Regions from separate parts of the Homo sapiens genome. Here regions 2 and 3 are each linked to region 1. Evidence: chromatin contacts called from ENCODE Hi-C or POLR2A ChIA-PET data. All regions are on one chromosome and are shown on one strand. The core of a region is the stretch at or near the end of the contact, and the rest is flanking DNA. Distances in the headings are between cores, read along the strand shown. Region 1 has its middle 53 kb from the start of IFNG-AS1. Region 2 holds the start of LINC02384 (long intergenic non-protein coding RNA 2384). Region 3 has its middle 27 kb from the start of MDM1.

Region 1 (3,749 bases), core at 910-3,409:
TTTTAATGTCTGCATTTAGAGTATAGTATACCCTGGCCTGATCTCACATCTTTGTCTAATTTCCAGCCTTTGTCTAGGTTACAGCCTTCTTTAACTCAGTGGTCCCCAACCTTTTTGGCGCCAGGGACTGGTTTTCTGGAAGACAATTTTTCCATGGACTGTGCAGTAGGGATGGTTTTAGGATGATTCAAGTGCATTACATTAATTGTGTACTTTATTCTAGTACTACATTGTAATATATAATGAAATAATTATGCAACTTATAATGTAGAATCAGTGGCAGCCCTGAGCTTGGTTTTTTTTTTGTTTGTTTTCTGTTTTTGATGGAGTCTCGCTCCGTCACTCAGGCCAGAGTGCAGCGGCACGATCTCGGCTCACTGCAACCCCTGCCTCCCAGATTCAAGCAATTCTCCTGCCTCAGCCTCCCAAGTAGCTGGGATTACAGATGCCTGCCACCACACTTGGCTAATTTTTGTATTTTTGGTAGAGACGGGGTTTCACCATGTTGGCCAGGCTGGTCTCGAGCTCCTGACCTCAAGTGATCCGCCAGCCTCGGCCTCCCAAAGTGCTGGGATTACAGGCGTGAGCCACTTCGCCCAGCCTCCTGAGCTTGTTTTCCTGCAACTAGATGGTCCCATCTGGGGGTGATGGGAGACAATGACAGATCATCAAGCATTAGATTCTCACTCATCTCCTGAAGCTCATGCCTTTTATATATAAAATACCTACGGGAATTTGGTTAACAAAGGCAGCTAAAATGATGTGAGGACATGAAGTCCAATAGGCAAATATTGGATCAGAACATTATGCCAGAGATGTCCGGAGCTCTCTGGGAGGTGTTGAGAGATGAATGAAGGGTGGGGGATAGGCACTGACAACCCTTGGAGAGCCAGGTGGAGAGGTAGTGATGATTAACTTTAGTTGCTCTCCCACAAGGCTGGGAGAAATTAATGAGCAACAGAATGAATAAGCAAGTTTACTAAAGTTTAGGCAACTTCAATGACTTGAATATGCATAATGTACCACTGCTAAGACATAGTTGAGTAAAGAGGTATGCAACTAAAAATTCCCCAGGCTTCACTAGATTATGTTAGAAAATACATTAATTACAGAATATTCAAATCCTGTGGTTAATTGTCTTCATTCCTGAAACAAAGCCCAAAGTCCTTGCAAAGTTGCCTCCCCACCAGCCTTTTTGGAGCCATCAGGGCATATGCTCAGAGATAAATCTGCTCATATGGCACCTGCTACCTTCCTGGCATGCATCTCTCAGGTGTCGTCTCAGGAGATTGTCCCTCTCCTGCTGGGTGTCACAGACTTGGGGAGCCTGCAGCCAGGCACTGCCACTGAGCCTCACCACTGAGGGGTTTATGAGGCCATCCTGGCTTTAGGGGCTCCAAGTGTCACGTTGACCAAAGCAGTCCATTTTCATCTGTTTTATAAAGGGTCCTGTGTATCTCAATGGAAAAGTATTCAGCCTTCTAAAAGATGTTTGAAGACGATTTCACCAGAGCTTCCATGGAGCCAGGACCCTGCTGTATTTCAGGGAAAAGTGGGCAAGTGTTCATTTTCCAGCTTGATGCAGAACTTTGTTGCCTGGGGAGCAAAGTACCGCTGTTCAAACTCCAAGTCTTACAAAATTGCTTATTAAAATAATTCCTGACATTTTGGCTTCTACATCTTTTCTCCCTAGGTGTCAGGCCTAATCAGTGAAGTAGACTGGAATTAAACACCCCATCTTTTTCTGTCAGAGTTCTCAGTTGTCACCAATTAAAATCTAGTAGTAGCAGAAAAGGAATTTATTAAAGAATATAAGATTTCCCAGGAGGCCGGAAAGCAGGCTGGGAGGCTTCCCAGCCAGCACCAATTCTCAGAGTCACAGTAAAGAACAGACCAGGTGGGAATAACTGCTGACTCCACCAGGCACAGACTCCTGCTGGTACTAGCTCGTGGTGTGACCTTAGCCATCCCTCCCTCTAGTAACTGAATTCACCAGCTGCCATTCTCACCAGAGTGGGCTCTAGGTGGCACTTGTTTCTTTGCAATACATGCTTGTGATTAGAAAACTTGCTGAGGTGCACGTGATTGTCTGGGTCTGTGTCACAGACCAGTGTACTGGCTGCAGAGGAGGTGGGGAATTCTCCAAATATAGGAAGTGTGTTCAATTGTGTTGAGAAGCCCAGACGAGTGATAACATGTTCACTTGAACATCGCTGTCCTCGGGTTCTCTTCCTCTCCTCTATACCTACCCCCAACTACACCCACGCCAAAGCCACAGTACCTTTCCTCCTCATCCACTTAAAGCCAAATATTTCATTAGAATTGAATTATTTGAGGCCTGTCACCACCACCTCACCAAACATGCCCAGACATGACTGAACCTCAGCACTGGAAACACTTAGGCTCAAGCTGAAAGTTTCTTAAGTGCTACACATTAGAAACAACCAACCATTCCTAAACTAGTCCATGAAACCACAGGACACTAAGAAAGGATAGCCCAGATCTAGTAAAGAACACAAACATGTTTTCATGACAGTGATAATAGATCTTCGTTTACACCACCACTGATTTGAAAGGCTATACTGTTTGTTTTGTTTCTTCTTTTATTCTTTATTCAATATTCAACTTAACTATTGAGTGGACCTAAGCACTGTTAATAAAGCAGTAAACAAAGCCCTGCCCATAAAGTGTTAATATTCTAGAGGGAGACGCAGACTATGAACAAGGACTCAAATGCATACACAGTGTAAGTTCAGACAGTGATAAGTACATTAAGGAAAATAAAGGAGGGTTAAGGAATAGACGGTGATGGGACTGATGCTCATTTATATTGAGTGGTCTGGGAAGGTTCAAGCAGATTTGAATCATGGAACAGTGTAATATGAAGAGATTTGGGATCAGAGGTGCCTGAGTTGAAAACATACCCAGGAGCTAAAGTGAGAGGAAGAAGGTCAGAGTGTGGTGGAAAGAAGCCTGAAGATGAAATGAGACAGATAAATAGGGCCAAAATATGGAGGTTCTTGTGGGCCACCATTAGGAGTTTAGCTTTTATTCTAAGCATAATTGAAAGCCATTGGATAGTTCTAAGATGAGCAGTGATGATAGGCTTAGACTTACATTTTTTCAAAGTTCTCACTGGCTGCCCTATAAATAGTAGATTATGGGGTTTTAAATTGGAGATGAGGAACCTCTCAGTAGACTTTGCTGTGATCCAGGTAGAGAAACATGTTGGGTTGGACGAGGGTGGGAGCAGTGGAGATGGTGAGATCAGATCAGGTTTGGGATGTATTTTGCAGCCCAGTCTGTCAGGATTTGCTGATGCTTTGTATGTGAAAATGAGGCAGAAAGAATCCAGTATGAACTTCTAGGAAAGCACTTTGTGACCGATTGTATTTTATGGAAATGACTACAGTATTTCCTGTTAATATAGTTTTCCAGAAACTTGCTACTCCCTCATCAAGAGTTGGAGTCTGTGTCCTATCCCCTTGGAACTAAGAGGGCTTTTGTTAGACTTTTAACTATTAAAATATGGCAGAAGTGATACATGTCTTTTCTGAGTCATTAAAACGTGATCCCACTGCTGCCTGATTTCACTGGGACACTCATGCTGTAACCCAGCTACCATGCTGTGAGGAAGCCCAGGTCGCATGGAAAGGGCCAAGTGGAAAGGCACCCAGGCCCCAGCCCTCAGTATCAGCTATGCTTCCTGCCAACAGTCAAGATTTTCTTGCTAGCTTTTGAGTGAGGTT
Region 2 (3,749 bases), core at 463-2,962, 410 kb before region 1:
ATCCTCTAGAAAAGTGTCCCCCATGGCAAGACATGATCTTTGCGGAGTGAGAGAACTTACTAGACTAACAGTAACAGTGTAAAAATCAAGGTGTAATGAACATACAGAGTGGAATAATAGATATTGGAAACTCCAAAAGATAAGAGGGTGGGGTGGGAGTGGGGATGAGGGATGAGAAATTACCTGTTGGGTGCAATGTACAGTATTTGGGTGATGGGTACACAAAGAGCCCAGACTTCACCACTACACAATATATCCATGTAACAAAACTGTACTTGTATTCCCTAAGTCTAAAAAAAGAAACCAAAACTAAAAAAAAAAAAAAAAAAAAGAGAATCAAGGTGTGTCCCAAAACAGTGCTTCTCAAACCTTAATGTGCTTACACATCTCCTAGAAATCTTGTTAAAATGCAGATTCTGATTCGAGGGGGGGCTAGGATGGGACCAGAGTGTCTGCATTTCTGATAAGCTCATGATCCCAGAGCTGCTGTTGGGTACCAAAGTTCTAAAGTACCTTGAGGGAGAAGCCAACTTAATAAGTGAAATAATGAAGCATTTATTACATATCTACTATATAACTTAAATGACAAAAATAGAGTAATGGAGGTTGGATATAAGGAGTATAGAATTTGATTTCTTCACAGAAGGAGCTTCCATCTGCTTTGCCACTTTTATCTGAGAGACAAAGAGAGAGAGCACACAGATTTTCCATAGATAACTATATTTTTCAAGGGAAAAAGGCAGAGAGGTATTTCTTATGTGTGTTTCCTCACACAAAAAGGCCATTTTGGGTCCCCAAATAATTTTAGAGGAGGTATTATAACTAAATAAAGGAAAAACTTGGCAGCCATTCTTGGATGCAGGGTGTAAGCCTTGCATATCTCAGAACTAGTACGAATGGTGTGCATTTGGGTGTTTCTCTGTGTGTGCAGTTTTACATGTCTGTGTATGAGCTGGAAAGTGTATTGGGCCATTGCCAGGGAATTGATTTCTTAAACATCACTAGAGAAGAGGGATATTTTCCCTGATAAAGATTAAAGCGTTAAGTTAAGGGGCAGGAATTCCTAAGGCAGCCTTGACTAGGAACTTTGCATATTACAGGCAGTCGATGTTATTTGAACGTATTCATTGAGAGAAGAGACTACTCATTATCCACTTAAAATACTTCCTGGCTGCAGCATGGTGTTGTACGGAAGCCAAAGCAATTGGCTTTGCATTTGGCCAGCTGATTTAGCAAGAAATTTCGCAAATGATGCAGTCCTTACAGATGGTGCTGTTGGGTTTTTTAGAATGTTTTAAAACACTGATGGATTTGACCATGAACTGAATTTCCAGTCTCTTAGATTCACCTCCAGCCACCCCTTGACGATCTCCAAGGCAACTGGAGACAAGGAGCAGACCTTTTCTGCAAACTTATGATGAATGATTTCCTTTAAAAACTACTCGCATAATAAAAATGTTTTGGTGTAAACTTGGCCAAGGGGAACTCTTGAAACTTTCAGTTTCTTTGCCTAACTCTGAGTTGCTTGAGTCACATTTTTGCATGGTTCTTGATTGACTTTCTGGTGCTCTGCCTGGAGGTCTTTGCTTATCTGTGAGTTGCCTGAGTCACATTTTTACATGGTTCTGGTGCTCTGCCTGCAGGTCAAGAAGGAGCCAGTATCTCCAGGAGGAGTGAGAGAGTGCTCTGCCAGTGTGAAGTGTGAATCCTTGAGAGGCTGTGGCAAGGGTCCATGCCTGAATGTGTAGAACAAGAACAGCTGGAGGCTGTGGCTTTCTCCAGGAAGAGGTTTCTAAATCTGCCTCTTAGAAGATATCAGAAAGTTAAAGGTACTGTACCATCTTCACAGGCCGAATTCTTACTCAGATCTTTACAACAGGGACTGGTCCTGATCTTTGCTGTTGATTGCTTTCTTGTTTTCTTGGTTTCTATTTGAATCGTCACCTTTTATTCGTCTTCCTTGGTGCCTTTTGGTTGTGCTTATTTCGGCTTTATGTAAGCAGCATCTCTGGATGCATAAATGAGGCAGATAAAATTCCCCAGGGTGACTGATCTGCCCTTCATCTATTTTGAGCACTGCAGAGAAGTTACCATGGCCCACAGCATAACTCAATCACTGTAAGCCAGTGAGCACATTCTGAGTTTTTTTTTTTTTAAATAACCTTTCCTGGAGGCATTTGGCATAAGCTAAGCTTAAAGGCACATGATTCAATCATTGATTATTCAAGACATGTCATACTTAGGCTTTTCTAATAACCATATTGTCACTGTCAACTAGATATTGAGCTCTGGTTTCTAATTTTGCACTGGAAGCTGTACAAAGTCTATTGTGTTCTGTGTGTGTGTGTGTGTGGCTCTGGCAATGCAGAAATGGCAACAAGGAAGTATCTAGCACCCATGAAAAGACTGAAGAACACCAATTTGCTTTCTCTCAGTCAAGCCATCTTTCTTAAGACAACCCTTGTCCTGTAGCTTGAACTGTTTAATCCTTGTATATCTTCCATCCCTTCCACCCTTAGGGAACCTCCATAAGGTGAGGACAATGTGTCTTTTTTACCACCTGCTATTGTCTAAATGTTAGTGTCCCCCTCAAATTCATATGTTGGAACTAATACCCAATGTGATAGTATGAAGAGGTGAGTCCTTTTGGGAAGTGATTAAGTCATGGATCAGTGCCTGTGTTAGTCAGGGTTCTCTAGAGGGACAGAACTAATAGGATATATATATATAAAACAAACTCATATATATATATATATATATATATATATATATATATGAGTTTGTTAAGGATATGTAATAGGATATATATATATATATAAAAAACACATTCATATATATATATAAAACACATTCATATATATATATATAAAACACATTCATATATATATATATATATATATATATATATATATATATATGAGTTTGTTAAGTAGTATTAACTTATACGATCATGAGGTCCCATACCAGGCTGTCTGCAAGCTGAGGAACGAGGAAGCCAGTCCAAGTGCCAAAGCTGAAGAACTTGGAATTCAATGTTCAAAGGCAGGAAACATCCAGCAGTGGAGAAAGATTTAGGCTGGGAGGCTAGGTCAGTCTAGCCTTTTCACATTTTTCTGCCTGCTTTATATTCTGGCCACACTGGCAGCTGATTAGATGGTGCCCACCCAGATTAAGGGTGGGTCTACCTTTCCCAGCCCACTGACTCAAATGTTAATCTCCTTTGGCAACACCCTCACAGACACACCCAGGATTAATCCTTTGCATCCTTCAATCCAATCAAATTGACACTCAGTATTAACCATCACAGTGCCCTCTTAAAAGAGGTGCCTTGCCCTTACTGCCATTTGGTAATATAACAAGAAGGCACCAGTTTTGAAGCATAGAGCAAGTCCAGACACCAAGTCTGCTGTTACCTTGATCCTAGACTTTCCACTCTCCAGAACTGTAAGCAATACATTTCTGTTATTTATAAATTACCCATTTAAGGTATTTTGTTATAGTAGCCTGAACAGACTAAGATATCACCATACCTCTGTAGTTTAGCACAGGGCTTAAGCTTAAGGCAGCATTTATTCATTGGTTCATTGATTTATCAGTTCATTTAACAAGCGTTTATTGGTAAACACCAACATTCCAGCTTGTCTTGGAATGAAGTTTCCCCATCTTTGATAGGAATACATGCTTATCACTTCCATGTTTGCTCTGAGAGCTCCCCTATACCTCCTCTACTTCTTGGAAGCATGCTCCTC
Region 3 (3,749 bases), core at 608-3,107, 320 kb before region 1:
CGTGTATACTTACTTACCACGTATACTTACAGTACCATGTAAGTATTTTGTATGCATTATGTCATTTAATCTCGTAGCAACATTATCAGGTAGGTATTATTATCATTTGCATTTTATAGATGAGAGAACCGAGGCAAATAATGATTTCATAACTTGCTTATGTTCACAGAGCTAATAAAATGGTGGAAGAAGGATTGTGGCCCAGTGTGATACTAGAGCACATACTTCTGAGTCGTGCTTCAGTTTTGACCAAAAATGGAACATTCTTATTGATCATCCTTTCTGTTTGCCAAATTTAGCTCCAAATGACTTTTTCAAAATTTTATATTTTTTATTGAGATGGGGTCCCACTGTATTGCCCAGGCTGGTGTTGAACTTCTGGCTTCAAGCAATCCTTCCACTTCAGCCTCCCAAAGTGCTGGGATTACAGGTGTGAGCCACCGCACCAGGCCAGTGCCTTTTTTTTTTTTTTTTTTTTTTTTTTGTGGAGATAGGGTCTCGCTATGTTGCCAAGGCTGATCTTGAACTCCTGGCTTCGAGCTATCTCCTGCCTTTACTTCCCATAGTGTTGGGATTAAAGGGGTGAGCCACTACACCCAGCCAACTTTTGACTCTTTCAACAAATGAAATCCACTTTCAGAAAGAATGCTGTTGTGTTAGCACTGGGTTTTCAAAAGATATGTGTCAATTTTAAAAGAGGAGCTTCCAAAATGGTTTGCATTATTAAAATGGGTGAATACTTTGAAAGGGATAATAACTCATTTGTGTGTCTATACATGTGTGTTTGCTTAAAAAAATCTGCCCTTGTATTTATTGTCACATCTCATATATTTAATTTATTTAAATATAGGACAATACAGGGAATTTCCTGTTAGAGTTACATAGTTGGAAAATACCAAATTGTCTGTATTTCTTCACATTTCATCACTAGGCATCCAGATAGTCCTAGGCAAATCTATGAATTATGCAAAATGTGTCTTGCCACATCCCTTTCTTTCAGCACTTCCCTTTAATTATTTCTCCATCTACACTCTCCTCTCCTCATTCAAAAATGCCAAGAGCTTGGTGACCCTCTGCAGCCATATGCAGAGTCCTCAAGTTCAAGGCCCTACCCTGTCCTGTCCTTTCTGGGTACTCCTTTCATGTGCTCTAAAATCATTCCTCTTTTTAGCCATTCAACTAAAATTTTATTCTTGTAGAATAACCAATGACATGTAACGTTCCGGAGAAAAGACAGCAGAGAAAAGTAATCCACATTAAGGTGTAAATGACTAACAGCTCTAGCTTAATATAGAGATCCTGACAGTGGCAGTGATATTTAGAAAGAGAAGATTATTAGGTCAAAAGAAGTATATTCTTTCTGGCCTGGGTCCCATTCTTGTCCTTTCTCGACCATAATAGATCCTGTGTGGGGAATTTCTTGTCCTACTTCAGCTCATGCAAATCTTGTATCTGTGGTTGTACATTATTCTTTGATGACATCAGAGACCTACTTCTGCTTTTGGCATATGATAGGGGACACTTGTTTATTTTGGTTGGGAAAGGAGGAGATTGTTATAGGCACTGATAGGGGTATGGGGGCCATGTTTCCCAGGGGGATTCCAGGATGTGTCCATGAGAAACGCATTTAATATATTATTTGGGAAAGGAGTGTTTGTTATTGTTACAGTGGTTTTGCTTGATGATTTTTGTTTTTAACAGTGAGAAACTGAAAATCTTCTATGATCATCTTGTTGCCTCTAGCAGTGCTTTTGACTTATAGAGTGTGTGTGATTCCCTGAGATACCAACTTTTCTGCCAGTTTCAAAGTTTAATAGTATTTGGGGCATGCCACCTAGCGGTGATAGCTTTTGGTTTCTTGCTCATTGGAGGAGAATAAATCAAAACCCTAGTAAATCAGTCTCCTAGACTTGAAAGCCACATGGGAGGCCATCTAGGTCATCTGTTAGCTTTTGCGTAAGCAGGCAAGTAAATCACCCTTTCTGTGGATCTGAGACAGAAAAATCAGGGCATCTAAAGCCCCCTGGGCTCAGAATTCCTCCGGCTCCCAGTTCCCCCAGTGAACTTTGAATGTTTGTGGCCTGCATGGCTGAGACGCGACCCTGTATCTCCGCAGGCATTTTGGCAATCCCAGCAACAAACGCATGGAAGACAAGGCTCCTCTGACTCTGAGCCCTGACTTACCTCGTCCTCACTCTGACCTGTTTTCTCCCTCTCCCTTCCCCCACTCTTGGCTTCTCCTTACCCTCTCCACACTCCCCACTGCTTTTAGTGCCTTCCTTCCATTGTCATGCTTGATGGACCCACCATACAATACTTTTTTTTTTTTTTTTGCCATAGCTCCTTTTAAAATTTCTATTTTAACTTTCTGTCCCTAAATAGAAAAGGATAAATGCTTAGTACAGAAAAGTTTGGTAAAAACCCTTTTTGTGTCTGTGTGTGTGTGTGTATGTGTTGAGTGTTTTTTAAAAAACAAAAATAATATAAAATACTATTCACTTAGTAATAGATCATGAGCATTTTCCCCATGTTAATAATGTTCTACTCTAGGATTTTAGTAACTGCATCACAGGATATACCAGAATTTACTTCATTACTGTTAAATTCTAGGAAAGTGAGAATGATAGGAAATATTTTTAATTCACAGTCACGTTCAGGTCACACTTTATTGAACATTGATTGTGTGTTATGCTCCTGTATAAGCCATTTTTACATTCATAAGTACTTTTAACTTTCATAAGATCTCTGTAAAGGCCGGGAGCAGTGGCTCATGCCTGTAATCCCAGCACTTTGGGAGGCCAAGGCAGGCAGATCACCTGAGGTTGGGAGTTCAAGACCAGCCTGACTAACATGGAAAAACCCCCGTCTCTACTAAAAATACAAAATTAGCCAGGTGTGTTGGTGCATGCCTGTAATCCCAGCTACTTGGGAGGCTGAGGCAGGAGAATCACTTGAACCTGGGAGACAGAGGTTGCAGTGAGCTGAAATTGTGCCATTGCACTGCAGCCTAGGCAACGAGCGAAACTTGTCTCAAAAAAAAATTTTCTATGAGGTAGGCATTGTGATGCCATTTTACAGAAGAAACTTGAGGATCTGAGAAGCAGCTTACCCAAGATCACATGGTTTGGAAGGAGGAAACACAGTAAAATTTTGTTCTCTGGATTTATAGTCCCTCAGCCACTTCCTGAGGTCCCAATAGATACTGAATGTGAACATAGCTTTTCTGAGCATTCTTGCTCTTTGTCTTCAAGATGGGAACAGAGAGAGACCCTTGAAAGGAGATTAGTGTTAAAAGGCTTTAGAGTCAAGTTGGGGATTGCAAAATAGGGTATGAGAAAGTGGAAGGAGAGCTACCTAGATAGGGAAGCCTGCGTTTTCATAGCCTCAGGAATAACTCTTGCTAAATGCTCTATATACATTATCCAATTTTATCCTCACAGCAACCCTGGGAAATACATACAAATATAATTTTACTTTACAGATGGAGAAAACTAAGATCAGAGAAGTAGTTGGTCTAAGGTCACTTTGCTGGCAGGTGTCAGAGGCAGGATTAGAACCCAGCTTGTCCGATTCCAAAACTTCTTCAACTGTAATATGAATTTCCTCTCCAGGTTAATGAGTGTCCTAATCATTCTAAGAATGAGTAGTAATAAGAATTTTATAGTGATATAGTCATAGGCCCCATCCCTGGTTTTGAGGGTGTGTTTGAAGGGGGGTTAATGGAACAGATGAATGAAGTAGGGGGAAGA

The links. Hi-C counts contacts between places; a loop is a spot of excess contacts on that map. ChIA-PET counts read pairs that join two places held with the same protein, here RNA polymerase II (POLR2A). Pooled maps may share reads with other maps.
Region 2: a loop to region 1 is called in a map with no recorded cell type, with 4 times the contacts of the local background. The contact joins the promoter of LINC02384 here to the enhancer-like site in region 1. A Hi-C loop is called at or near these places in 2 of 37 single-sample maps with no recorded cell type and 1 of 50 pooled maps.
Region 3: a map of PC-9 shows a loop between it and region 1 (24-fold over the local background). The contact joins two enhancer-like sites. A Hi-C loop is called at or near these places in 1 of 168 maps with a recorded cell type or tissue (PC-9) and 6 of 50 pooled maps. POLR2A ChIA-PET finds 5 or more read pairs at or near these places in 1 of 52 experiments (K562).

The regions. Positions count from the first base shown.
Region 1 is chr12:68,040,886-68,044,634 of GRCh38, reverse strand. No RefSeq gene overlaps it. Among named protein-coding and RNA genes, the nearest start is that of IFNG-AS1, 53 kb to the right of the region's middle. RefSeq lists an enhancer at 2,179-2,428. Within about 2 kb of position 2,159, at least 4 of the 41 ENCODE cell types and tissues checked have a DNase peak (open chromatin) inside an H3K27ac peak, as active enhancers do.
Region 2 is chr12:68,449,447-68,453,195 of GRCh38, reverse strand. It overlaps LINC02384 (long intergenic non-protein coding RNA 2384), which reads left to right and starts at 1,712. Exons shown (of 4, transcript NR_120458.1): 1 at 1,712-1,829. RefSeq lists enhancers at 1,324-1,463, 1,524-1,853.
Region 3 is chr12:68,357,104-68,360,852 of GRCh38, reverse strand. No RefSeq gene overlaps it. Among named protein-coding and RNA genes, the nearest start is that of MDM1, 27 kb to the right of the region's middle. RefSeq lists an enhancer at 2,078-2,589. Within about 2 kb of position 1,857, at least 13 of the 41 ENCODE cell types and tissues checked have a DNase peak (open chromatin) inside an H3K27ac peak, as active enhancers do.